4 separate regions of the Homo sapiens genome follow, and regions 2, 3 and 4 are each linked to region 1. The links are chromatin contacts, found by Hi-C or POLR2A ChIA-PET in ENCODE. All regions are on one chromosome and are shown on one strand. The core of a region is the stretch at or near the end of the contact, and the rest is flanking DNA. Distances in the headings are between cores, read along the strand shown. Region 1 holds the start of KLF6 (KLF transcription factor 6). Region 2 holds the start of TASOR2 (transcription activation suppressor family member 2). Region 3 overlaps NET1 (neuroepithelial cell transforming 1). Region 4 has its middle 22 kb from the start of LINC02561.

Region 1 (6,208 bases), core at 1,567-4,066:
ACAAATGGAGCTGATTATTTTCTCTCCAAGACTGCGAGAGTGAAAACAGAGCAGGGCTCTTCAGCGACCGGCAGGAGAAGGAAGCACCTGTGGGATTATTGGACAAGTCGAGGTCCAACTCTTGTCTCTGATTTGCTTTGTGGCCTGCAAAGTTGACTTCATTTTTCTGTCTGCATTCACTCATATGTTAAAAGAAGGGTGGGGGATTATAAAATAATTACCAAGAGCAAACTTACAAATGGCTAAATGGTGAATAAGTGAACACTGCCTTCAATTTATTGAATCACTACTATTTGCTACCAAGCAGGAATTTTAATCCATTAACTCTTCTGATTATACTAAACTCATTCTAATAGTCATTTTAATCTCCTATTTAAATAACGTGACCAGGGCCATGCGCACAGCATGGACAACTAAAGTGTAAAATCCATCATCTTTTTATATCCTGCCATACTTCCCCCTTCTGAATTAATCTGGCCCTCTACGATTCTTTGTTGCTCTTCTTAAAAAAATCAGGCGCAACTATTAGTGTTCAGATGCGATGCATATTCTTTGTCACATCAAAGAAAATGATATTTTTTCACCAACTGGTTACATGCTTACTCGTAATAAGGACTTTTGTTTTCAAACATCTACATACTCCTGGCAGCCCACCTCTCCCACACCGTAATAGGGATTTGTGCCTGTTTTGTAAATTTCTGTGTACCAATACCTGGCCATTCATAGGGTGTGAGTAATGTGTGTTCAATGGTCAATGAGCGCAGCAGGATGCCATAGGATCTATTCTATTTGAAATTTAGTGTTCATATGTACCCTGTTTTCAAATCTTTTTTTTTTCTGAAAATGACAATGGCCATTGTACTGTATCTGCATTATGACTAATCAGGTTCCCTCTTGTAAAAATAAACTATATAATCTTCATAGTGCCGGGCAAAGCATGTTAAGAGACAAGGATGAATTTAAGTTCTATAGGAATGTGGATTTATTAAAAAACATTAAGACAATAATTAATTGTCCCAAAGATAAAATGGGACACCCTCACCAGGACGCCCACACGCCTTGCAAAGACAGCCGTCCTGTCCTCCCTGGCCCAGACAGAGCCTTCCCCCTTCATCTCGGGCTCCCCCTGATCCAGCGTGCCTGGCCCTCAGCGGGGGACTTGCTCCACACTCCTGCTTACTTAGGAACTAGCGGGGCCAAGGTCACAAGCGCTAATTACTGAGAGAACCCTGCCCCCAACACAACGGCTGCCCAGATGCTCTCGGCTGCCAGTCACTGGGCCCCGGTCAATGGGCGCTTGGGCAAATCTGTGGATGGTTCAAAACAAAGCCATTTGCATTCCTGGAAACAGAGTTAAGGTGCAGGTCCCCAAGAAGGGCTGGTCCTGGCTCTCAGTTGCTGGGGTAAATGTGATGAACACGAGCCAAGAACACTGTCAATTCACTCTGCATAACCTTCACCGCCCACATACCGCAGGTACAAGACAAACCTCCTTTCTCCACTCCAGACTCACTAAGGTCCCCACCTAGTCTTACAGCCACATGCTTCTGCCGGACCCTCTAAAACTTAACATACAAAACCCTCTAATTTTTTTTTACATAGTCCATTCTTTCAAAATGTTTAATGTTCATTAAACTATTTTGAAACAAAAACTATAATACAGTTACAATTCAGTTTTCCATTTTGGATTTTAAAATGCTCTGGTTCGAGTCTCGACATTTTTCTTAAAAATGAACATTACGGTATATTTTAGGAGATAATTTATATGGAAAAAAACACACACACTAAATGTCGGCTTGCACCTAAATTGTTTACACGTTCATGGGAAAACCTAGCTGTTAACCTTGGTGAGGGCTAAGATCGCCCTCTACAAGATAAACACGTTTCTCCCAATTCCAAGGGGAGCCTGCGTGCTCCCCTCCCCCACTCTGGTGGCCCGGAGGACAGAGGGGACCCTAGGACTGGAGGGGGACGGAGACGGGCTCAGGGATGGAGGGGGACAGAGAGGGACCCGGAGGTGGAGGAGGACAGAGAGGGGTACCCCAAGGTTAGAGAACAGAGGATGACTAGGGGGATGTAGGGAAACAGAGCGGCGCAGAAGAGGACAGTTGGGGACGGGGCGGCCCCGGGCATAGAAGGGGACAGTTGGCGACCGGGAAGCCCCCGGCGTAGAAGGGGACAGTTGGGGACGGGGCGGCCTCGGGCATAGAAGGGGACGGGGGGGAACCGGGCGGCCCCGGGACCGGACGGCCGCCCGCAGGGTGAGCTGCCGGAACCGGGGCTCGCGCGGCGACAGGGCCCGGCTTGGTGACCGGGACGGGCGTGGGGTGGCGGGACCGGGCAGCGGGGAAGAGAGACCGGGACTGGGGACAGGCGACGCGGCCCGCCCCGGCTCTCCCAGCCCCGGCTCCCTTAGCTCCGGCCGCGGGCGCAGTGCAGGGCTCGGCCGCGCACCTCACAGCGCGGACTCCTCCGGCGCGCGGCCGCCCGCGCCTTATATACCCTGCTAAAAATAGCCTGCGAGGCCACTTTCCAATCAGAACGAGCAGAGTTCGAATTGAGCCAATGGTGCGGGCCGTGATGGAGAGTCTCGGTCACGCCAGGCGGGGCCGCTGTGTGTCGCCGCCTGCGATTGGCCGGAGCTGACATCATCGGCGCGCAGCCCCCGGGCCGGGAGCCACGGGATTGGGCCGCGCACGGGGCGGGCGCGGGGCGAGTCACGTGGGGGGAGGGGGAGTGGGGGGAGCCAGGCGGGGGCGGAGGGGGAGGCTGGCAGCGGAGCTTTGAATAGGGAAGTTTTGCAGGGGTTACGTTTGCAGTCAGTCCGGTGTTTGCAAATATTGTGTGGGCTCCGCGCGCTGCGGGCTGCGGGAGGGTCCGGCCGGGCGTCTCTGCGAGCCTGGAGTTTGCATGAAACTTTCACCTGCGCTCCGGGGAGACTTTCGGCTCCGGCTCCCACCGCGCGCCTCGCCGCCCTCGCGACCGCGGGCTCCGTCCAACCCGGCCCGACATGGACGTGCTCCCCATGTGCAGCATCTTCCAGGAGCTCCAGATCGTGCACGAGACCGGCTACTTCTCGGCGCTGCCGTCTCTGGAGGAGTACTGGCAACAGGTAAACGCAGCCGGCCGCGGTTCCCTGCGGGCGCCGGGGCGCGGGCCGGGTCGGCTGTTTGGGGTTCAGACCCGGTGCTCTCTGCGGTCCGCTGGGCCTGGGCCCCGCGCTGTCACCGGGGGAGCGGGCGCAGCGCCCCCGCCGATCGATCCTCCAGGCTGCGATCAGCGTCCGCCCAGGGAAGCCCCAACTCCCGGCACAGCCCGGCCGAGCCCCTGGCACGAGTTCGGAGCCTGTCCCCGCTCCAGACGCCACAGCTGGAGCTTGTCATGGGGACCAACTTGCTCTGCCTGCCAAGGTGTTTTTTTTTTGTTTGTTTGTTTTTTGTTGTTTTTTTTTAACGGATTTTGTTTTTGTTTTGTTTCTTGGTGCTTGTACTTAACAGTTTTTTAAAAAAATCACATTTTGCCCCCAGAACGTAGACCAGCTCTCTTTTATTTTTGTCTTTTTTAAACTGTAGACCATTTCCAATGTGTTTTCTGCTCTTTGGAATGCCTAACATTTCCCCTAGATCTGCCTTATTTGTCTTCCCTGCTTCTCTTGTTGACCAAGAAAAATAAAAATAAAACTGTGTACACCCCAGTGACTTGTCAGTCTTGTGACAATGAGCCCGTCCAAACTGCTTCAAGTCTTAGTTTGGAAAGAAGGACCTCGGTTTCCGACATTGTCGTAGAACTGGAATTTGGGGGCATTGGAAATTTAAGAAACTTACCAGGTCCCCGTGCTTATAGGTAGCATCGCCCGAGGGGAGAGAGACTGACACTCCTCCCATTGTCTCTCCAGCGATCGCAGGAGGGTTTACTGTTGTCTCCCTGCCCTGCTGTGCTGTTTGTTTTTCGTCACAAAGTGAATTGCCAGATCAAATAGAGGCTGTGGGTTTCCAAGCCTCGAAAGCTTTAAGGAAGATGAAATGCAGGGTGTTGCAACCTTCACACGCCTGCTTAATTGTTCACAGTCCTCTCCTGCCTTTTCCCCCTCCCCCTCCTGTTTTTTTCCTCCTCAAAGAAGCTGCTCCCTAGGACGTGATTGAAATTGATCTAAGTAGTTTCCTTCGGGCGTTTGGGATTTGGGCAAACGGCCAGACCTGGCTCTTGGTCGCCTTTGGAGGCTTTTAAACTCTCCGAGAGCTTCGTTCAGGTCCCGGGTGCTCATCAGCGTAATGGAGATTTTAAATTGGCCGGATTATTAAAGTTTAACAAGATCTCCATAAATGTGCTTTTCTTTTTTCTTTGTTAAATCAATAAAATACATCGCTGCTGCCTCTCTTCAGAACGCTGTAGTGTGCATTGTAACTCAGACGCCTGGTTTCGGGGGAAAGGGGAAAGCATGATTCTCCCGTGTGCTTGCTCCCACCGGCTGTGTGCGAGCCTGGGGAGGGGGAGGGATTGCCTGTGGCAGGAGAGAGGCACACTGCTAAGTCAGCCTGAGCCCCTGGGGTAGGCTGCGCTCAGGAAGGTCCCTGCCCGGAAAAATGACGTGCTCACCAGAGCCGTTTGGTGTAGAAACTGAAATCTGTAGAATTGCCAGTAGTATAGACAACCTTATATGGACATGCAGGCAGCTGATCCTCGTGAAAATCAGGGCAGACATAATTTAATCCTAAAATGTTTCCTACCATTTTTCTTTTCCAGTGGCTAGAAAGTTTGAAATGGTGGGGAGAGGGGATGCTGATCTCGGCAGTTGTAGCTTCTTGAAAGGTTGGTTGCGGGGCTGGGGAAGGGGTACTGTCCATGCCACACTGCATGTCCATTTGAGCTGGGTCCTTATTTGGCTGCTGATGAGAATTTCAAAAGGAAGTCTCCTTTGGCATTGCGTGAAAGAAATCAGAGTGATGACTCATGCAGTTGTACTCTTGGCCAGTAGATAAAGTTCTTGTTCATTGTGGGACTCCCAGCAGGGCCGTGGAGTAATTTCCCCTTGCACCCTTCACAATAGCAGATGGCCATGCTGGAATTATTTCTGCACTCCTGTTGTTGAAGTTCCTTGTTTTTCTCTGACCACTGTAGAAGTAATTAAAGTTCTGTGTCATGCAAGGGCCTGCACTTGGGAACGGCATTCTGTGAAAACATAGGCGGTCTGGGCTACACAGGAAATGGGTGGTTTTTCTGCAGCTCCATTCGATGCCCCTGAATACAGACAGCTGCTGTCTCCTCTCCCCCGAGTGTGGCCCTGTGTTGTCAGCCGTGTCCCCAAGGGGGTCCCTCAGAACACGCTGTGTGCCGTGCAGTCTTTCTGTCCTGTGTGGGTATCTGTGGAGTGTGAAGGGTGGATGGCTGGGGCTTTCCTTAAAACACATGGTTCTTGACAATGTCAGATAATCTGGTTGAACCTGTTGGGGAGGAGTATGTGTATGGGGCCGGTTCTCTTCCTCTGGTTTCATGAGAAACATCAACACTGGTAACTACAACAAAAAAACCGGCTTAGTGATCATCACTCATTGTGGCCCTTGGCCCAACATTGGGAAAGCCAGGAGAGGTTTCACCCTCCGACTTTTCCTCTGAATTCTTACCATTCTAGAAACAGATTTCCTCTAACTTCCGTAAGGACACGGATGCTTAATTACAAAAGGTTTTGCCCCTGTAGTGACCGGGCAGCAATGTTATCTGTCCTTCATTCTTGCATGTTTTTGGAAATTGCTTTTGCTTTTACTTTTGGTCGTCATGGCAATCACGTGCCTTCTCTGGTTCATTTTGCACAGACCTGCCTAGAGCTGGAACGTTACCTCCAGAGCGAGCCCTGCTATGTTTCAGCCTCAGAAATCAAATTTGACAGCCAGGAAGATCTGTGGACCAAAATCATTCTGGCTCGGGAGAAAAAGGAGGAATCCGAACTGAAGATATCTTCCAGTCCTCCAGAGGACACTCTCATCAGCCCGAGCTTTTGTTACAACTTAGAGACCAACAGCCTGAACTCAGATGTCAGCAGCGAATCCTCTGACAGCTCCGAGGAACTTTCTCCCACGGCCAAGTTTACCTCCGACCCCATTGGCGAAGTTTTGGTCAGCTCGGGAAAATTGAGCTCCTCTGTCACCTCCACGCCTCCATCTTCTCCGGAACTGAGCAGGGAACCTTCTCAACTGTGGGGTTGCGTGCCCGG
Region 2 (6,208 bases), core at 1,494-3,993, 1.9 Mb before region 1:
CCCAAAGTGCTGGGATTACAGGCGTGGGCCACCGTACCTGGCCCCCTCAATGGTTCTTAAAAAGTGTAGAGGGGTCCTGGGAATAAAGTTTCTAAATTGCTAAACTATAGGCACGTGCTTTAACATGAGTGAATCTCAGAAACAATGTTTAACAAAAGTAACTCATAGAATACAGAATGACTTTATTTAAATAAAGTTCAAAAACAGGTAAGAGTAAACAATGCTAGTTAAGGATATCTATATAGGTGATAAAACTGTTTAAAAAGGCAAGGGAATAATTAACACAAAATTAATAATGGCCAGGGTAACGGGGGGCAGGGAACGCATTCCTCCTGGGGTAGAAACACACAAAAGGTTTCCAAACTAACTAAAGTTTCTAAAGCTTTTATTAATTTTTGTTATGAAATATACCATTAACATGTACTGACAAAAAGCATATTTATTACACAGATACGCTTTGTCAGTACATATTAATGACATATTTCACAATAAAAAATTTTTAAAGAAAAGGGAGATGTACATATTCTCTTAGAAGGAAAAACTCAAATAAATGTCTCTTCTCAGATTATATATTCAACACCATCACAAACAATATCCCAAGATTTTCTATAGGACTTAAAAAGATAGTTTTAATTTCTTCTGGAAGAAAAAATGCAAAAGAAAAACCCAAAGCTCTTTTTCAAAAGAAAGTACCAAAATATATTATAAAACTATGATAATTAAAATGCTACAGTAATAGTTACATGGGCGAAAGAAAAGAGAGCTCAGACTCAATAAAAACATCAGCAAATGATATGACCTGCCTAAAAAGATTTAACTTTTGTATTCACCAAGGAAGATAAAAATTAAAACAGAATGTTACTTTCAATTACTAGGTGGCTAAGATATTTTAAAAATACCATTATCATCCAGTGCTGGCTAGCATGGAGATAAAAACACATCTTTTGAGCGAGTGAACATAAAAAGGTACAATCATTTCAGGGCAATTTAGCAACATGGTTATCCAGCACTCTCATAAGGAGTCAATTCTACAGAAATACTATCATGACCACCTGAAGCACTGTTTATAACAGCAAGAGATAATCACTGCAGTATTGTCAGTTATAGGGATATCTTGAAAATAACTTGAATGTCTACCAACAGAAAAATGAAATTCACTTGATAAATACATGCCATATTGATCTATTTTTACTGAATAGATAGTATACTGTATTTAACAAACACCATGTCTCAGTCAAGTTCTTAGGCACTTCACCGATTTTAACCCATTTTAACAACTATGTTTGGACCACAGGAGATGCTTATAATCTCCCTTTAAAAAAATTAGTTACATTTGGGCAAATGTTCTGTATACACAAAACTTCAAATATACCGTCTTGGTCTTCCTTAACATAATTGTGGACCTTTTGTCACCCTTTTTCTGGCCTGGCTTAGTTATTTATTGATGTACAGTACAGGACATACCGCATACAGTCACCCATTCCTATAAGGCAGTTTTTCGACAGAAGGGTATTCTTGCACCGTTAGGGGACACTGCTTTGCTATAAACCTCCTAGGCAGGATTACCGCCAGGCTCACCCCTAGTTTTATTCAGGGAACACTGTAGACTCTAGGATCGCGAATGCCATTCCAATAATACCATACACTTGTACGCCACATATTTAAGTTTTGGATACACTTTCATAAACTTTTCTATTCTAATTGTACCTTACAGGGAGAATAAGGAAGAGTAAGCGTGGTTTGTTTAAAGTTACAGATTTCAAATAGACAAGAAGCGACTAAGAGAAACTTGAGAATTCCCAAAGTAATCTTCCTCAAAATTTCAGTCATCAACCCAGTTCTCCCACGAAACGCTGCTTGGCGCCGCCTTCAGACAAACTTCTGTGTTGCTCGCACCAAGTTATCCCAACGCGGCTTGCGCTTGCTGCTGAAATGACCCTCCCTTCGGAGAGACCTGTTTTACCCTAAAAAGAAAAGGTGGCGCATTGCCATGAAGTCTCGAGTAGCAGCAGGCTTCACGCAGAACCCGCAGGAAATGATTTCCCAGCCGGTGCAAACCCGAAGACGGAAACTTCAGCCAAGAACTTATCAGCATATCCCTGAGGACGCAGCTGTCCCCTGACAGGCGACGCAAACGAAACGCCTCAGAAAGGGGCAAGATGACACGGTTAGGATCTCCCTGCCGGCGACACCGAGCGCGGCCACAGGTTGTAGCGCAGGACAGAAGGTTGAGTCATCTAGAAGGCGCCGACCCCTCCCACCCCCTCACCCGGAGCGCGGCAAAAGGCAAGGAGAACGCGTCGACCCTCGCAGCCAAGCCCCGGCAGCTGCCCGAGCGCTCGGCCTCGGGGACCCGCCGTCCTCCTCGCAGGGTTCCCGGGCGCCCAGGCCGAGGAGGGACTTACCCGTCCTTGGCGTGGCCGCCGCCCCCGAGGACCTGAGATCCCGGCTCGGCCTCCTTCCCATGCTTCTCCCGGCCGTGCTCTGCGTCCTCCCGGGCCCTCGCGACACCGGCGCACGTGGGAAGCACCAGTCGCCGGCTCCGCGCTCCCGCGGGGACCCCCCTCAGGGGCACGCCGTCCGCCCCAGCCCCGGGGTCCTCGCCGCGGGCGCTGACAGGGACGCCGCGGCCGCCCGCGCTCTGTCTCCCGTCAGGGTCACGGGCAAGAGGCAACCCCGGGACGCCCGGCAGCCTGCGAGAACATGCCGACTTTCTCTCTGACCGGCGCTAGCAACCGGAAGCAAAACCTCGCGGCCAAAGGAAAAGAAAAGGGGAGGGGGGGGCAAAAAAAGAAAGTGAAAACTGAAGTGAGGCGTCTCCCTCAGAGATGGGAACCAATCGCCGGGAAGAAACCAAGGCGCAGGCGCGGACCGAGGTCAGCGTCCACGCGGCGCTCGCGTCTCCCCTCTGCGCAGGCGTAAGGCCACAGCTCGCTCCTGATTAGGCGGCCGATCCCAACGAGCGCGTGGTGTCTCGCGTTGCCGACCCTTGACAGGAGGCGGAAGATGCCCTTGGGAAGAGGCGGGAGACGCTCTCTCGGCTGACCTACAGTGCTGTGGCTGTGGCCCACGTGGTCGCCTTCGGGCGCCTTCTCCCTTCTCAGCGTTTCATTCCCCAGGTGCTGCTGCAAGAACAGTTTATTTGTCTGGCCCGAATGCGACATTTTGGAAATTTTGCCCTTGTTTTAATCCATATAGTAGGTGTGGCTGTTACCCCCTAGGAAAGCATCTCTAGAAATTTATAACACATGCACAGAGAGCTAAGGTGACCATCAATAAATTCAGGTTTACCCTTGCCCATGATAAATAGTCATGCAAACATCATTTAACTGTAGGGACACCTTATGAGAGAGATGCCTCATTAGGCAATTTGGTCCTTGAGTGAACATCACAGAAACCTAGAAGCATAACCTACTACATACTTACACCATAAGCCATAGCCCATTACTCCTGGCTACAAACCCATGCTATATGTTATTGTACTGAATACTGTGGACAATTATAACACAATGGTAAGTATTTGTATAAGCATATCTAGACATAGAAAAGGTACAATAAAAATACAGTATGAAAAATAATGGTACACCTGTGTAAGGCATTCTCACGAATGGACCTTGCAGTACTGGGAGTTGCTCTGGGTGAGTCTGTGAGTGAGCAATGAGAATGTGAAGGTCTGGGACATTACTGTACACTCTTGTAGACTTTATAAACACTGTACACCTAAGCTACACTGAATTTATTTTTTTAAATTTTTTCATAATTAACCTTAGCTTACTGTAACTTTTTAACTTTTTAAAACTTTTAAAAAACTTTTTAAGACTCTTTTGTAATAACACTTAGCTTAAAACAAACACATTGTACACAAATATTTTCTTTATATCCTTAATCTGTAAGTTTTTTTCTATTTAAAAATTTTTTTAATTTACTTTTTAAACTTTTTTGTTAAAAACTAAGACACAAACACACATTAACCTGGGCCTACACAGGGTCAGGATCATCAACATCATTGTCTTCACCTCCATTTTGTCCCACTGGGGGGCTGGGATTACGGTGGAGCCACTGCGCCTGGCCATGTGTGCTGTACTTTTATATGACTGGCAGTGCAGTAGATTCATTTACACCAGCATCACCACAAACATATGAGTAATGTGTTGCTGTACGAAATTAAGATGGCTACGACATCACTAGGCAATAGAACTCTTCAGCTCTATTATAATCATATAAGATCACTGTTGGATATGTGGTCTGTTGTTAACTGAAACATTAAGTGACATATGACTGTACCAATGAGAGAGATTAAGTGCTAATGAACATGTATCATGAGTCAAGCACTGTGCTGGTAATACCAAGAGATTCAGTCATTGTGTTTACTGTTTACTGTAACCAGGTGCTGTAATAGACACTGGTTTTACAATCATGAACAAGCTAGATAAGGACCCTGCCTATAATGGAATTTATTCCAGAGGTGAGTGACAAACACAGGTAAATCACCACGACAAGAAAATAGAATCTCAGATAACAATACATGCTGTGAAAACTCACTGGAAATGCTAGTGGATGGGACTGGGGGCTGGAGGCCAAGGGCAGAAGTAGTGGAGCTACAAGATCTTACTGAAATGGGCACATCTGAGGTCAAACCCTAAAGATCAAAACTGATAGAACCAAAGCTTGGAATACGTGGAGGAAGAGCTTTCCAGGCAGAAGGGAAAGCAAGTGCAAAGGACTTGAGAAGTGAAATGAAACCTATTCAAGAACAGAAGAAGGCTGACTGTGGAAGTAGAGAGTGAAGTACAACAACATTTTAATAGTGCACAAAACCGGAATGTACAACTCCATGATTTATCACAAGGCAAATATTCATGAAACCAACACCCCCATCAAGAAATAGAACATTGCCAGTACCCCATCCCTCTTCCCTAGCCTAAGCACTATTCTGACTTCCATGGTACTCTCTTCTTTGCTTTTAAAAGTAAGTTTGCCAACTAAATATGCACCCTGAAACTTTATCATTTAGTTTGCTTGTGGTTTGAACTGTATATAAAGTGAATAATTTTGTGCCTGCTTGTGAGACTCACTGTGTTTTTGGGTGTACTTGTTCTTTCGTTTTCATTGCTGTATATGTAGGCGTGAATGTAACACATTTGCTTTACCCATTGTATTATTGATGGACATTTGGGCTGTGTCCAGTTCTTGGCTATTATAAATAATACTTTTGTGATCATTCTCATTTACATCTCTTGGTGTACATGGGCACTCATTTCTGTTGGATGAAAACCTAGGATTGGGATTTTGGAATGCTAGACATGATAATTTAGATTTTTGTTTCTGCAAATATTTATGCCCTTATTCCCCACGGTTGGCCAAGTTTCCTTCTCTACTTCATTGACGTTGGGCTTGGTCTAAGAGAGGTCTTTTGGCTGATAGAATATCAGCAGACATGACACAGCAGGATTCTTCAGTGTGCTCGTGCTGTTTGAGTTGGCTCCTGTGCTCAGGTGATTCATATGTGGAGAAAATATCTCGCGTAGCTGTTGTCTCTTCAGCCTGAGTCTCCAGAACAAACCTATGTGGAACAGATGTGACACCAACCCACAGTCCAACACACTTTGGATTAACAGAGCCTTAGACATCCTGAAGATCAAGGATTCTGAAAGTTAATGCTGTTATCAAAAGCTAACCGAGTTTGGGGTGATTTATTATAGGGCATTATTGTGGCAATAACAAGGGCATATGTTCAACTTTAGCAGATCATTTCAAACTTTTTGCAAGCTGGTTTTACTAAGTTATACAGTTCCACAAAGATAATTCTAGTTCGTCTACATCCCTGCCAATACTTTTGAATTGTAGCCACTCTGAAGGGTGTGTCATGGTTTGAATTTGCATAGTATACAATGTTGTTCTTTTTCAAGTATGTTTGGCTATTCTAAGTCTTTTTTTTTTTTTTTTGAGACGGAACGTCACTCTTGTTGCCCAGCCTAGAGTGCAGTGGTGCAATCTTGGCTCACTACAACCTCCGCCCCCCACCCCCAGCCCCTGTTCAAGCAATTCTCCTGCCTCAACCTCCCTAGTAACTGGGATAACAGGTGTCTGCCACCACGCCTGGCTAATTTTTTATATTTTTAGTAGAGATGGGGTTTCGCCATTTTGGCCAGGCTGGTCTCAAACTCCTGACCTCAGGTGATCCACCCGCCTCGGCCTCCCAAACTGC
Region 3 (6,208 bases), core at 1,441-3,940, 1.7 Mb before region 1:
ATATATAATGAAGAAAAGCCTAATTTTCCAGGAAACCTGCTTTTATTTTACAGAAGTGCAAGCATATTCACAATTATAAAATAGATTATCTAAGTCTTTAAATAGTTCCCACTTTTTCTTAAGACTAGCAGGGTAAATACAGCAGGTGCACTTCTGTTACCTCTCTTCCAGAAGAAAATCTCCCATGAGGTTACGGGTAAACTGGGCTACTTCAGATTTCAAAATTCAGTATTTCTTAGAGGTAGATATTTTTTCTGGATCTTTTTAAAAACTTGATTATCTGTGTACTAGATATTTTATAACAAAGGTGATTTCTGTTCTCTATATTGTATACATAGTATGTAATTGTGTATATATTATATATAAGTGTATAATATAACAGGGTCCTTCTCTAGACTGAATTAACTGATCTTGATATAGCTCGAACAGGGTCAAAAGACTGCTTAAAAAGTCTTGCATTTTACAGGTGAAGAAATGAGGCTAACAGAGGTGAAGTGACAATAATGACAGTGACCAGTGACAGTCTCCAAATTTCTAGCCTAAGTCTTTTCCTCTATGGAACAACACTACTTTTGTTGGCTTGGCAGGCCTGCTGTGAAGCAGATTTCCTTTTAAACACAAAATTCGTTATTCTATTTGGAATGGTAAAATTTTACACTATAAACTACTATAATATGATGGTAGTATGTTGGAAAAATATTTCTAGTCTGAGGATTTATAGAATCAGATAAATCTATTATATAAAAGTCACTATTCTAGATACTTGGGTAATAAAAAAAAATAGGCTTCATATCTGCTAAAGAGACCATTGTGTAAAGGTAGGCCACATGAAGAGATAACAGAAGATAGCTTTTGCAAATTCAAAACTAAGGTGTGTAGCTAATAAGTGCTACAGGAGTTCTGGAAGAGAAACCACTTCAGGTAGTTTTCTAAGCTAAGACACGGCTGGGAACAATGCCAGGAAGAGGTTTAAGATGTTATGTCTGTGCGGCCTTGAATGTAATATTTTTCATAGATTTGAACAAGAGAAAATTTCAAGGAGGACAAGGGAGTGAGCCCACACTGAGATCACGGGCTGTGCGTAAAGATGGAACAGATGGATGTACTCAATAGGTGAGAGAGATAATGAGAGCTATGTTGTAATAAGATATATGTGACTGGTGTTTAAGATGGTTGAAAGATGACTGAAAACATCATGCAAAAATCACAGTCGGGCAACAAGAACTTTGCCTAAAGTAGGACCAGTAGGGAAGAAGGAAAAGGATATAAGCAAGAAGTCACAGACGCCTACAATTCTTTAAATAGGAGGGGTAACTGTTAGTGCAAATCAAGAAATAAGAAGGAACAAGCTTTGAAAGAAAATTCTAAGTTACATTTTAGATATACTGAGTGTGAGGCGGTGGAAGAACATGCAAATGAAAATATTCTGCTGGTAGTTGGAAATGTTGGACAAAAACCTGAAAGAGGCTGGAGGCTAGATTTAGACTGGAGAGTCAGATACAGAGATAAAAATCGAAGCTATGGGAGTGAATGAGATGACTGGGAGAGAAAATTTGGACAAAAAGAACATGGTCCAAGGATCTAACTTTGGAGGAAAGCCAAGGGAAGGAAAATTCTGCAAAAGGAATAGTTAGAAGGAAAGAAACAAAGCAAAAGCCAAGGGAAGAAAAAAATGTTAATTACAGCAAAGAGGTTAAGGAGGGTATGAAAAAAGCCACGGATTTAGTGATTACAAGTTTAATGAGGATCTCAAGTGTGCTATTTCAGTGGAGTAAAGACAGAGGCAAATTACAGGGGCTGAAGAGTGAATACAGAAGAATAGTGGGTGCAGACTATTTATAAAGACAAATAATCTATAAAAAGTAATTGCCTAAGGTTTGCAGGAGAGTTGCTACTTCTTGCAGGAAGGACCACCACTGCCCTTCTGTAGCTATGTGTGTTTTATACACGAGATGTGGTAATAATTCATCTTTCTGCTTTGAGTTTATTTTTTAAAGTAATGGAGATTGGCTCTGTTTCATCATCTACTCTATTGTCCAGTCTGTCCTGGGCAGTATGTGTGATGTGGTTGGCCTTAAGAGTGGATGACTGTAGAAGATATTTCCATATAGCATGAAAGTAGAAGCACCTGAGCGATTGTGGACTCCTAATTTTACTCTTAATTTTAAGAACAGTGATCTACCTACATTCTCAGAGCTAATATGAACAGCCTAGGCTAGACCCCAGCAGTCTGGTTCAGTTAGCTTCATCAGTTAAAATATGGCGTAAGTAAGGCCAATACTTTACGGCCACATAGTTTCTAAGGGAATAAAGGATTATGTGCAGTGGGAGTTAGGAAAGAAGCAGCTAGGAGTTCTCCTGGGATTCTTACCCGATGTCTTTCTTGAAACTGTTTTTCCACTTAGTTCCAACAGAAATGAGCCAAGATAATGAGAAGGGGTATCTTTCATTCTCTCCTTCAGCTGGGGACCCAAGAGGTAAAGGTAGAAGTCTTTATATGTAAATACAGAAATAGAAAACAAATAGGGTATACTGATGACAGCCATGTTCACAAAAGCCCCAGCTCACCAACACTAAAATCTTAGTTTCATTTTGAATGTGCAGGTTTGGGGTCTAAATGTAGACAGCATCTAAAAAAGGAATGATGAACATGCGGAAGTTCAACTGGACTCAAGAATCTTGAGTCTTGTCACAATGCTGCATAAAACCAGAGGACTAAACAGGCCCTCTGAGATCATTCACCCATCCTCTTCAGTTTTCTCATAAGGAAACTTAATGGGTGGTGGTGAAAAATAGAAGAAAAATTTAAGGTCTTACTTTGTGCTAGAGTTCTATATGTTATTTAATCAACTCTATGAAGTACTTATTATCTCAATTACTTTGTGCTAGAGCTTTATACATGTTATCTTAATCAACTCTATGAAGTACTTATTATCTCAATTTTAGAGAAGGAGGAAACTAGGACTGACCAAGTTTAAGAAACTTGTCCAAAGGTACCTTGTTAATCAGTGGCTTAACAGACCTGATGACTCTGTTCTGCTCAGCTGTTGTGACACTGTCCAGATGAAGATAACCCATATAAAACCTTTAGCACATGTTCTGAGACACACTAGGTGCTCAGTATATGTTAGTGACCTAAGTTAACAGTAGACCTAAGTTTAAAACCAAAGTCTCCTGAGTCCCAGGCTAGCAGTATTCACTAAATTGCCAATACTTTTATAGAGGAGGAAACCATAAAAACGGTTGAGAGATTAGCTGCCTTATAGCCTTTTTATAACAAGACATGGGGTAGGTAAAAAGATAATAAAATAGTTCCAGTTGTGTAAGTTTAGAAGAGTTTTTTTCTTTCTTTCTTTTTTTTTTTTTTTAAAGACAGGGTCTTGCTCTGTTGTCCAGGCTGGAGTGCCATGGCACAATCTCAGCTCACTGCAACCTCTGCCTCCTGGATTCAAGTGATTCTCATGCCTCAGCCTCCCGAGTGTGCCATCACGCCTGGCTAATTTTTGTAATGTTAGTAGAGATGGGGTTTTACCATGTTGGCCAGGCTGGTCTCGAATTCCTGGTCTCAAGTGATCTGCCTGCCTTGGCCTCCCAAAGTGCTGGAATTACAGGTATGAGCCACCCTGCCTGGCCAACAGCAACTATTTGTATAACTTTCTACAAACGGCGTAACTGAGGCACAGATTGGTTAGCGTCTTTTCTTTCTATAGAACATCTAGAATTTATAAACGTAACTGAGTTATGTAAAGGTAAAGAGAAAGATGTTTCTCTTATGTATAGAAAAGGAGTGTTAGGTTACTTGTTCTCCCCTTTCAAGTGAAAAACTGCTTGGAATTTAGAAATAAATTAGAGCTTAGGAATAATCATTACTTTTTTTGGTCTAGGCATTATTATCTACTTTTACCTGGAACAATAACAAGCAATTGGAAATTAGACTAGGGAAGCCATACTACAGGCAAAGAGAAAACAAAATCTAAGCTCTCTGCTGCCCTCTACACGAGATATTGTGAAATGCAATTGTCAACCTGTTTTTCAACTTTGTAATTATATTTGTAACGACATTACATAGATGACTACATAAACAATCTCTTAATTTGTGGAAAAATATGACCAGTAAAATCTGTATTTTCAGTCTTTGTACAGCCTTCATGTCTTATATTACTAAATTAAACATATATTTTAAAATGATACAAGTATATGAAAAAGATTCCACAATTCACAAGAAATATTTTAAGAACTTTTTCTAAATATAAGAAAACTACATTCCATTTTAAAACTCTAGAATTCAAGATTACAAGCATATACTCTGTATCTCACTAAAAATAGGTTAGTTAAAAATAAAATTTTAAATCTTACTAAAAAGGAAGTATTAATTGAAAAGTGGAACTTTTGAAAAACCATAGTTCCAAAATATCTAGTAATAACTTAAAAACAAAAAGAGTTACATTTGAACTGGATAAGTACGAAAGAAATTAGTAATGAAGTTATATGTGATTTGAATCTCCAAGTTTAGTACTAAGAATTTGGTTTGGGGAAAAAACATCAGTTTAGACCAATTAAGTATTATTAGACACACTTTAAATAAAATAGTCTCATAGGCTAATAAGTTTGGTATTGTCAAAACAATGGTTCTTTTGTGCGATGACAACACAAATAGCCAATCAAATGGGGTATCAGCACTGTTAGTGGTGACTTTTTATCTCAGGTAACGAATAACTTCCAGTATAACGTAAGACCACTTAGTCTTCTGTAACAAGCTGTTGAATGGGATTCCTCCCATTTTTCCCTGAACTTCAGCTTAAGGCCCCAAACTAAAGACAAAAGGATATTGTGTCTTGTGCCCAGCCTCCTGTTTTCTCAGCCCAATTTGACATTGCCATAGCAACTGGCTCCCCACAGGAGTGACCCCACAGTCCCTTGCCTCAGCTGCACTGTGTATCTCTTGCCTTCCACCCTGGGCTTCTTGGATGCTGCTGTGTGGCACATGCACATGTGTAGCCACGGGTGTGTGGGATGGACACCCGAAAGGCCACTTGTTGACTAACGGAGCACAGAAGCTGCAGGATAAAAGCTCCCCTCTTCAGTCCGTTGAGAGGAGAAGTCTGTGGTGTGTTTTACACAGCTCTTCAGAGGGTTCCAGAGAGATCTACCCCACTGCCCACAGTAGTGACAGCTTAATTAGACACTGCACGGGCCTCCTCTCTTTCACTTCTCCAGCTTGTTCCCTGGGATCATACCTCAAGAAAGACACCTGTCAATGAGTCCTCGTTTTAGGCTCTGATTTCTGGAGGGAGAACCCAGGCTAAAATATGGACACTGAGATTGGTCCTAGAGATCAGAAACACAGGATGGGACTCTGAAACAGACTCACTCACTAGTAAAATGGTGATAAGGACTACAGGTATGAATAGGGATGAGACACAGAGTAGTGAGGCAATGCCTTACATAGTAGTGGTGGCAAATGAACAAGAGAGGGGCAGTGGTAATTGTAATGATTGTAGTGTTTACTGGCTTTGGCTAATTGCTTTAAAAGATTTGAAAAAGCAGCTGACAGAACTTTCATAATGTTCTCAGCACCATGGTGGGAATAGCTAAGTGGGAGTCCCTGAAATTTCACCCCTTACACCTGGGCCAAGATGGTAAGTCAGAAGCAGTATTGCACACCAGGAGAAAATGCAGAGATCAGCCATCAGAGTTACGGACTGCACAAGTGATAGTCTCCACTAGATCCTCATTCTGTTTATCTGAGTGCCTCTTACAATAATGAGGTGGACTGTGGTAAATGACAGTGGACCACTGTAAACTTAAGTGGTAGTTCCAACCTCAACTGTTGTGCAAGATGTAGAGTCTACTGGAGCAGACCAACAAATCATCTAGCATTTGTTACATGGTTATGGTTGTGGTTACTGATCTGGCCTATGTGTTCTTTTCAATCCTCATTAGTAAGAAGGGTCAAAAGTAGTTTGCTTTTAGGTGGGAAGGACAGCAGCCTGTGATTGCTCACGTCCTGAAGCTGTTCACTTTGTTTTCTGTCACAAAGTCGGCAAGGACCGGATATTTCACAGAACATCATACAGGCCCACTGTATTAATAACATTATACCAAAAAGACCTGGTGAATAGGAAGTGGAAAGTATTTTGGATATCCCAGTAAATCAAACGCATGCCACAAAAATTCAGAGGTTGCCATGTTGGAAAAGTTTTAATAG
Region 4 (6,208 bases), core at 3,709-6,208, 1.5 Mb before region 1:
TGGGGCAGGTGCAGACACTCATGTGCGGGGTCAGGTACACACTGTTCTTGGAGCAGTTCTTAGAGGTCATGTTAAGCTTCCATCTCCAGGCCTTACCAGTGTTTTCTAAGCAACCAAAATTATTTATCTCATTTCTGCTTAAAAGGCATAGAACAGTTCTTGGTTCTGGCACTGAGCTCCAGCTAATACAGTGTTTGAAACCAAACATGGTTGCAGGCAACTGACTCAAGATTGGAGTATTTGGATAGATTAAATTACGCTGAAGTAACAACTTCCAAATCTCATCAGCTTAACAAAATGAACTTCTGTCTGTCATTCATAGTGTCCAGGGCTTTGCTCTAGGTGGACATTCCGGGACTCAGGGTGATATGTTATTTTGGTATGCCAACCTGAGGCTCTGCAACAGGAGAAGGAAGCTGGGGAATTAGGTGCTGAATGCCAACTCAACATACAAAACTCAGTTGCATTTCCATACACCAATAACAAATTGGTTGAAAAAGAAGCAATATAATATTCCATGGTGTATATATAACACATTTTCTTTATGCATTCATCTGTTCATCAACACTCAGGTTGGTTCCATATCTTGGCTGCTGTGGAGTGCAGATATCTCTCTGACATACTGATTTCATTTTCTCTGGATACATACCCAGTAGTGGGATTGCTGGATCAAGTGGTAGTTTTATTTTTAGCTTTTTGAGGAACCTCCAACTATTCTTCATAATGGCCATTATTCCTGACTGCTCTTTTGAATGCTGAGTACCTCCTCTTTTCCTGCAGTGCATGCATGTAGAGAACCCAAGGCTGGGAGAGGAGAAAACTTGGGGTGCTGATAGCAGCAAGCTTTTCCGTATTAAAGGGAGCTGTGTTCTCTGAAGTTGGAGTGCCTTCAGCTGTGGCTTATCTCCCTTCAGCAAGCACAGGTCCCATGACATAGATTCTGAGGAAGACCTTGGTGAAGAATGTGGACTCCTAGCTCAGACCAAACTCTGCAACCTTAGCAAAGCTGGATATTCAATCTGTTGCATTCTTCTGATCATGTGTTACAATCTACAAATGGCAGAGCCATTGGCATTCAAACACCTGATGTTTTTCCCTGGTGTAATCCATGCCCCAGAGAGATAGGAAACCCTTCCTTCGTCTTCTTGGTCACAGTTTGGGAAGGTGTTTACCCCTGGGACCAGAGGCTCAAAATTCAGCAAAAAGTACTGATATGGTTTGGATATTTGTGCACTCCAAATCCCATGCAGAAATGTAATCCCCAGTGCTGAAGGCAGGGCCTGGTGGGAGGTGATTGGATCATGGACTGGATCACTCACGAATGGTTCAGCACCATCCCCTTGTGATGAGTTCATTCTCGCTGTGAGTTTCTGGAGATCCGGTTGTGTAAAGTGTGGCATTGTCCCCCCTTGCTCTCTCTTGCTCCTACTCCTGTGGTGTGAGACACGGGCTCCCCCCTTACCTTCCGCTGTCACTGTAAGCTCCCTGTGGCCCTCCCCAGAAGCAGATGCCAGCACCATGCTTCATGTCCAGCCTGCAGACCATGGGCCAATTGAACCCCTTTTCTTTATCAATTACCCAGTCTCGGGTATTCTTTCATCATGATGCAATTGCCCTAGTACCATCACTCCCACGTCCTAGTTTCAAGGAAGGCTGTTGTTTTAGTCCCAGCCCAAGGGAACATGTGAAGATATAGCCTCACAAAATTGAATGTGGAACTCTTGGACTTATTCTTACATGCCTGATTTAAAAAAAAATACTAGGGGCCGGGCGCGGTGGCTCACGCCTGTAATCCCAGCACCTTGGGAGGCTGAGGTGGGCGGATCATGAGATCAGGAGATCGAGACCATCCTGGCTAACACAGTGAAACCCCGTCTTTACTAAAAATACAAAAAAATTAGCCGGGTGTGGTGGCGGGCGCCTGTAGTCCCACCCAGCTACTCGGGAGGCTGAGGCAGGAGAATGGCGTGAACCCAGGAGGCGGAGCTTGCAGTGAGCCGAGATCGCGCCACTGCACTCCAGCCTGGGCGACAGAGCGAGACTCTGTCTCAAACAAACAAACAAACAAACAAACAAAACCTAGGAACAGTTGCACATAAAAGATACTCAGTAAATATTTCTGGAACTGAATTTCAGGTAGGCTATTTAGCCCCACCTATTAATCCTAACCTCTGGCAAAGGTGGCTTTAATCTTGTGAATGCTTAAGAAGCCTTAATGAGATTTAAGAAATTTTCCCAGGAACAAATAAGTTTTTCGTGTTATCCCCCTCAGTGAACACTGCGACACTTACATAACCCAGCATTCCTGCCCCATCAGCCTGAACTACAGAAGAAGGCGGTATTTCATTAACATCCCGTTGAGGATGCGGGGCCAGGGTCAGCCTGATTGACTGACACTCCTGTCTGCTCAGTGCCCCTCCTCCTCCCTCTCCTGCTCTGCTGTAGCCCAGGAGAGCGGCCTCTTCTGCCCTGGGTGCTGCCCTCTCTGCCTGCTGCCTTCCAGCTGGACTTGGCCACTGTGAGGCGCTGCTGAGAGCAGAAAGGGAAGCTGGAGTCCAGGTGCCTTTCTTCCCTTCTCTAGGGGACACAGCAGCAGCTTCCATCCCTCCAGTCGTCCTGGCTGCCTCCCTCAGGCCCTCCATGGCTGCTGCTTCTTCCAGGGACCCCGGGCTCTGCCTCCAGCACTGCTACCTCTGTTTCTCTAGCCTAGGAGGGTAGCGACTTCCTGTGTTTAAAAGCCTCTGGGTTGCTTTATTGTTTCCTGACTGGCTTCTTTGTAGATACTCCAACCGTCTGATTACACATCCTGTTTAAATAAGCAGCATGGATTTTTATATCCTGGTTCATGACTGATGCTGTTACCTCAAGATGCCCCTGGTGTTCTGAACCTCCTCAGGGCTGCCACCCTGCACCTGTCCACAAGCGGCCACGCGTGAACTCCCCCTGTGGCCACCATGCTGGCCTCCTGTGCTGCTGTGTTCTCTGACTAGAGCATTTGTCACTCAGCTGGGCATAGCTGTACTCTGCTGAGGAAGGCCCTGCTGTTAGTCCCAGCCCTGAGGGGAGGGATGACGAATGCTTTGCTGCTCTGTTTGAGTGCAACATGGGCCTCTCAATTTCCCACTGCAAAAAACAGTGTTGGACGCAATCTTTCATAAGGATTTAGAGATAGTTTGCAGATCACAGAAAATAAGAACAGAGCACAGAAAAACTTAAAAAAAAAAAAAACCCCACTGTGCCTATGCTTAGAACTCAATTTCATTCATTCCGCAAATATTTATTGAGCACTGACCACATACTAGGGAGCTTTTCTAGGTGTGGTGATTAGTGTTGGAGAAATCAGTCAATAAATATGAAAACATACCACAAAATAAGTGAATAATTCAGGCAATTGCTCTGGTCACAATTGTTCTGAAGGAACTAAAACTGAGGAGTAAGATGGAGAGACACAGTGGGGACTGGGGAGCTACTTTGATTAGAATGACACAGGGACAAAGACATCACCAAGAAGGTGAGACTGAAGCCAGAAACCAATGATGAGACAGAGGGGGTGATCGAGGCTCTGGAAAACCTCTGCACAGGTAGGTACGAGTCTCTATGTGATGCCCACATTTTCCTAGAGAAGAACTTGACAAGGACATGTCCATCTTGTTGCAGGGGCAGGGAGTGAGTCTCAGGAGATCTCAATTGAGTCTGTACCTTTGCTTGGGATGCAGGACCTGGGAGAGGTAGCCCAGAGCAGCATGAAGGCCTTGGCTGGGGTGGGGCAGGCCTGGGAGTGAGGGGCAGTGAGCAGCCCCAGAACACTATGACCCTGCTGCTATGGCCTCCCTTTGCCCTGTGCAATGAATGGAATCTTTACATCCCCACCAAAGTCGTATATGAAGCCTTAACCCCCAAGGTGATGCTATTTGGTGGTGGGTCCTGTGGAGGTGATTAGGTCGTGAGGGTGGAACCCTCATGAATGGGATTAGAGCCCCTCTTAGTCCATTTATTGTTGCTATAAAGGAGGACTTGAAGCTGGGTAATTTATAGAGAAAAGAAGTTTATTCAGCTCACAGTTCTGCTGGCTGGAAGTTTCAGGACTGGGCTTCTGGTGAGGGCCTCAGGCTGCTTCCAAGTGTGGAAGAAGGTGAAGGGGAGCTGGTGTGTGCGGAGATCGTGTGGTGAGACAGGAAGCAGGAAGGAGGGGAGGGGCCAGGTTCTTTTTAACAACTAGCTCTCATGGGAACTAATAGAGTAAGACCTTACCCCCCTCCCCTGGGAGGGCATTCATCTCTTCATGAGGCGTCTACCCCATGGCCCCCAAGCCTCCCATTAGACTCCATCTCCAACAATGGGGATCAAACTTGAACATGGGATTTGGAAGGGACAAATGTCCAAACTATACCAGTGCTTCTGATAAAATAGCCCCCAGAGAGATTGCGTGCCTGTTTCGCCACATGAGGACAGTGAGAGGACAGCTGTCTGTGACACGGGATGCAGGCCCCCGCCAGACCCTGAATCTGCCAGCACCTTGATCTTGGACTTTTAGCTTTCAGATCTGTGAGCTATCTATGTCTTTTGTTTATAACCCTCCCAGTGTACAGTACTTTGTCACAGCAGTCTTAACGAACCAGACTCCCGGTCAGAAGGTGTGGTCTTAACCAGACTTTTCAGAAGGCATTTTGAGAACTCTGAAAGCTGATCTTTTTGGCTCCCTACTTATGTGGGGGTGGTAAAAGAGGGGTAAGGTGTGTTTCCCCAGAGAGTCGGGCAGCATTTCTCTTTGTTGCTTGACAATGGATTCCCATTTATTCAGAGAGGATTATATGGGTGTGTCTTAGTCTGTTTCCTGTTGTGTAACAGAATAGCCGAGACTGAGTGACTCATAAAAAACAGAAAGTTGTTTGGCTCAGTCTTGGAGTCTTGAAAGTCCCAGATCACAGGCCCCACATCTGGTGAGGACATTTGTGCTGTGTCATCCCATGGCAGAAGGCAGGGGGCACGAGCGCAGGGGTAAGAGGATGAGAGACAAGAGAGGGCTGAAATGACTTTTGCAATAAACCCACTCTCACGATAATGGACCCGTTTTCGCAATAATAAGGTCAGTGCTTCATGACAGCAGGGCCGTTATGACCTAGTGACCTCTTAGAGGGCACGTCTTTACACTGTTGCACTGGGGATTATACTTTCAACACATGGACTTTGGGGGACACATTCAAACCACAGCAAGGTATTTGGCATTTTATCGCCATGCAATGTTAACATTTCTCTCATAACCCTGGGTTAGCCTTTCCTCGTGAATTGCAGCATCCTTGCTGAACTCTTGTTCTGTATGGTTAAATCTCCTATCAGAGTTTTGGGGCTGTATCCAACTCTTTGTAGTTTTGCTGTAAATAATGACTTTTCTTTCTGTCCAGCAAAATGTTTTAAAACAAGATGATACTTGATATGGAATGGCTCAAACATCCTTTATTCCTCTGATAAATAACTCACTTGGTGTGAATAATTCAGGCAATTGCTCTGATCACAATTGTTCTGAAGAAACTAAAACTGAGGAGTGAGATGGAGAGACACAGTAGGGACTGGGGAGCTACTTCAATGAGAGTGACACAGGGACAAAGACATCACCAAGAAGGTGGGAAGAAATTCTTTATCCCCTCATCATCCTATCTGGTGGTCCCCACTAGAGAAAACCCGCCAGGATTTCTTTCAGTGCAGCTAAAAAGGTGATGCTGGTGGCTGAGACTAGCTCTGAGAGGAGAACAAGCTTGCTCAGTTCTTTAAGGCCTCAGTTTTTAGCTGGCGGGTGGACTGAACGTTAGACAAATTTTTAACCTGTTGAATTGTGGACTCCAGGCAGTTCACATCAATGAAGACAGAATTTTCTTGTGACTTGATACGGAACATCTCTATTTAGTGCAAAAGCTTTAGCAATGGAATATAAAGGATATTCTCATCAAATTTATAGCAAACACAATGTTGAGATAAATGTAACCACATGGACTCATAGAATCAGACAGAGTTCTGACCTTGACCAGCCAGAGGGATGAGTTGAAAGTAAGATAAATTATAATTGTATGTTTCATAATTGGCTGTAAAATACGGATGGCACAAATACAGGTTGCAAGAAGCACAGTATAATAGAAACATTAAAGAAAACATGAGTTAGGTGTTTTATGTAGCAGAAGTTCCTTATTAGTTGAGAATGTAATTTGAATGATGT

What was found. A loop is a pair of places that touch in the nucleus more often than their neighbours do. ChIA-PET counts read pairs that join two places held with the same protein, here RNA polymerase II (POLR2A). Pooled maps may share reads with other maps.
Region 2: a loop to region 1 is called in a pooled map, with 6 times the contacts of the local background. The contact joins the promoter of TASOR2 here to the promoter of KLF6 in region 1. A Hi-C loop is called at or near these places in 1 of 168 maps with a recorded cell type or tissue (CD8-positive, alpha-beta T cell) and 9 of 50 pooled maps. POLR2A ChIA-PET finds 5 or more read pairs at or near these places in 1 of 52 experiments (OCI-LY7).
Region 3: a pooled map shows a loop between it and region 1 (5-fold over the local background). The contact joins the enhancer-like site here to the promoter of KLF6 in region 1. A Hi-C loop is called at or near these places in 1 of 37 single-sample maps with no recorded cell type and 3 of 50 pooled maps. POLR2A ChIA-PET finds 5 or more read pairs at or near these places in 1 of 52 experiments (WTC11).
Region 4: a loop to region 1 is called in a pooled map, with 4 times the contacts of the local background. The contact joins the enhancer-like site here to the promoter of KLF6 in region 1. A Hi-C loop is called at or near these places in 4 of 50 pooled maps. POLR2A ChIA-PET finds 5 or more read pairs at or near these places in 4 of 52 experiments (CD4-positive, alpha-beta T cell, CD4-positive, alpha-beta memory T cell, activated CD4-positive, alpha-beta memory T cell and 1 more).

What each region holds. Positions count from the first base shown.
Region 1 is chr10:3,781,817-3,788,024 of GRCh38, reverse strand. KLF6 (KLF transcription factor 6) reads left to right here and starts at 2,816. Exons shown (of 4, transcript NM_001300.6): 1 at 2,816-3,112; 2 at 5,811-6,208. The coding sequence starts at 3,011. RefSeq lists silencers at 1,907-1,966, 2,147-2,426, 2,677-3,276, a promoter at 2,078-3,015 and enhancers at 2,882-3,437, 3,438-3,994, 3,995-4,550, 4,619-4,688, 4,849-4,918 and 1 more.
Region 2 is chr10:5,681,373-5,687,580 of GRCh38, reverse strand. TASOR2 (transcription activation suppressor family member 2) reads right to left here and starts at 2,743. Exons shown (of 22, transcript NM_001321783.2): 1 at 2,406-2,743. RefSeq lists enhancers at 1,900-2,079, 2,700-2,809, 2,950-3,189 and silencers at 2,300-2,349, 2,390-2,649.
Region 3 is chr10:5,440,038-5,446,245 of GRCh38, reverse strand. The region is part of intron 3 of NET1 (neuroepithelial cell transforming 1); the gene reads right to left. Among named protein-coding and RNA genes, the nearest start is that of NET1, 31 kb to the right of the region's middle. RefSeq lists an enhancer at 3,823-3,992. Within about 2 kb of position 2,690, at least 3 of the 41 ENCODE cell types and tissues checked have a DNase peak (open chromatin) inside an H3K27ac peak, as active enhancers do.
Region 4 is chr10:5,290,586-5,296,793 of GRCh38, reverse strand. No RefSeq gene overlaps it. Among named protein-coding and RNA genes, the nearest start is that of LINC02561, 22 kb to the right of the region's middle. RefSeq lists an enhancer at 4,408-5,607. Within about 2 kb of position 4,958, at least 25 of the 41 ENCODE cell types and tissues checked have a DNase peak (open chromatin) inside an H3K27ac peak, as active enhancers do; they include CD4-positive, alpha-beta T cell, where a contact is called at or near this core.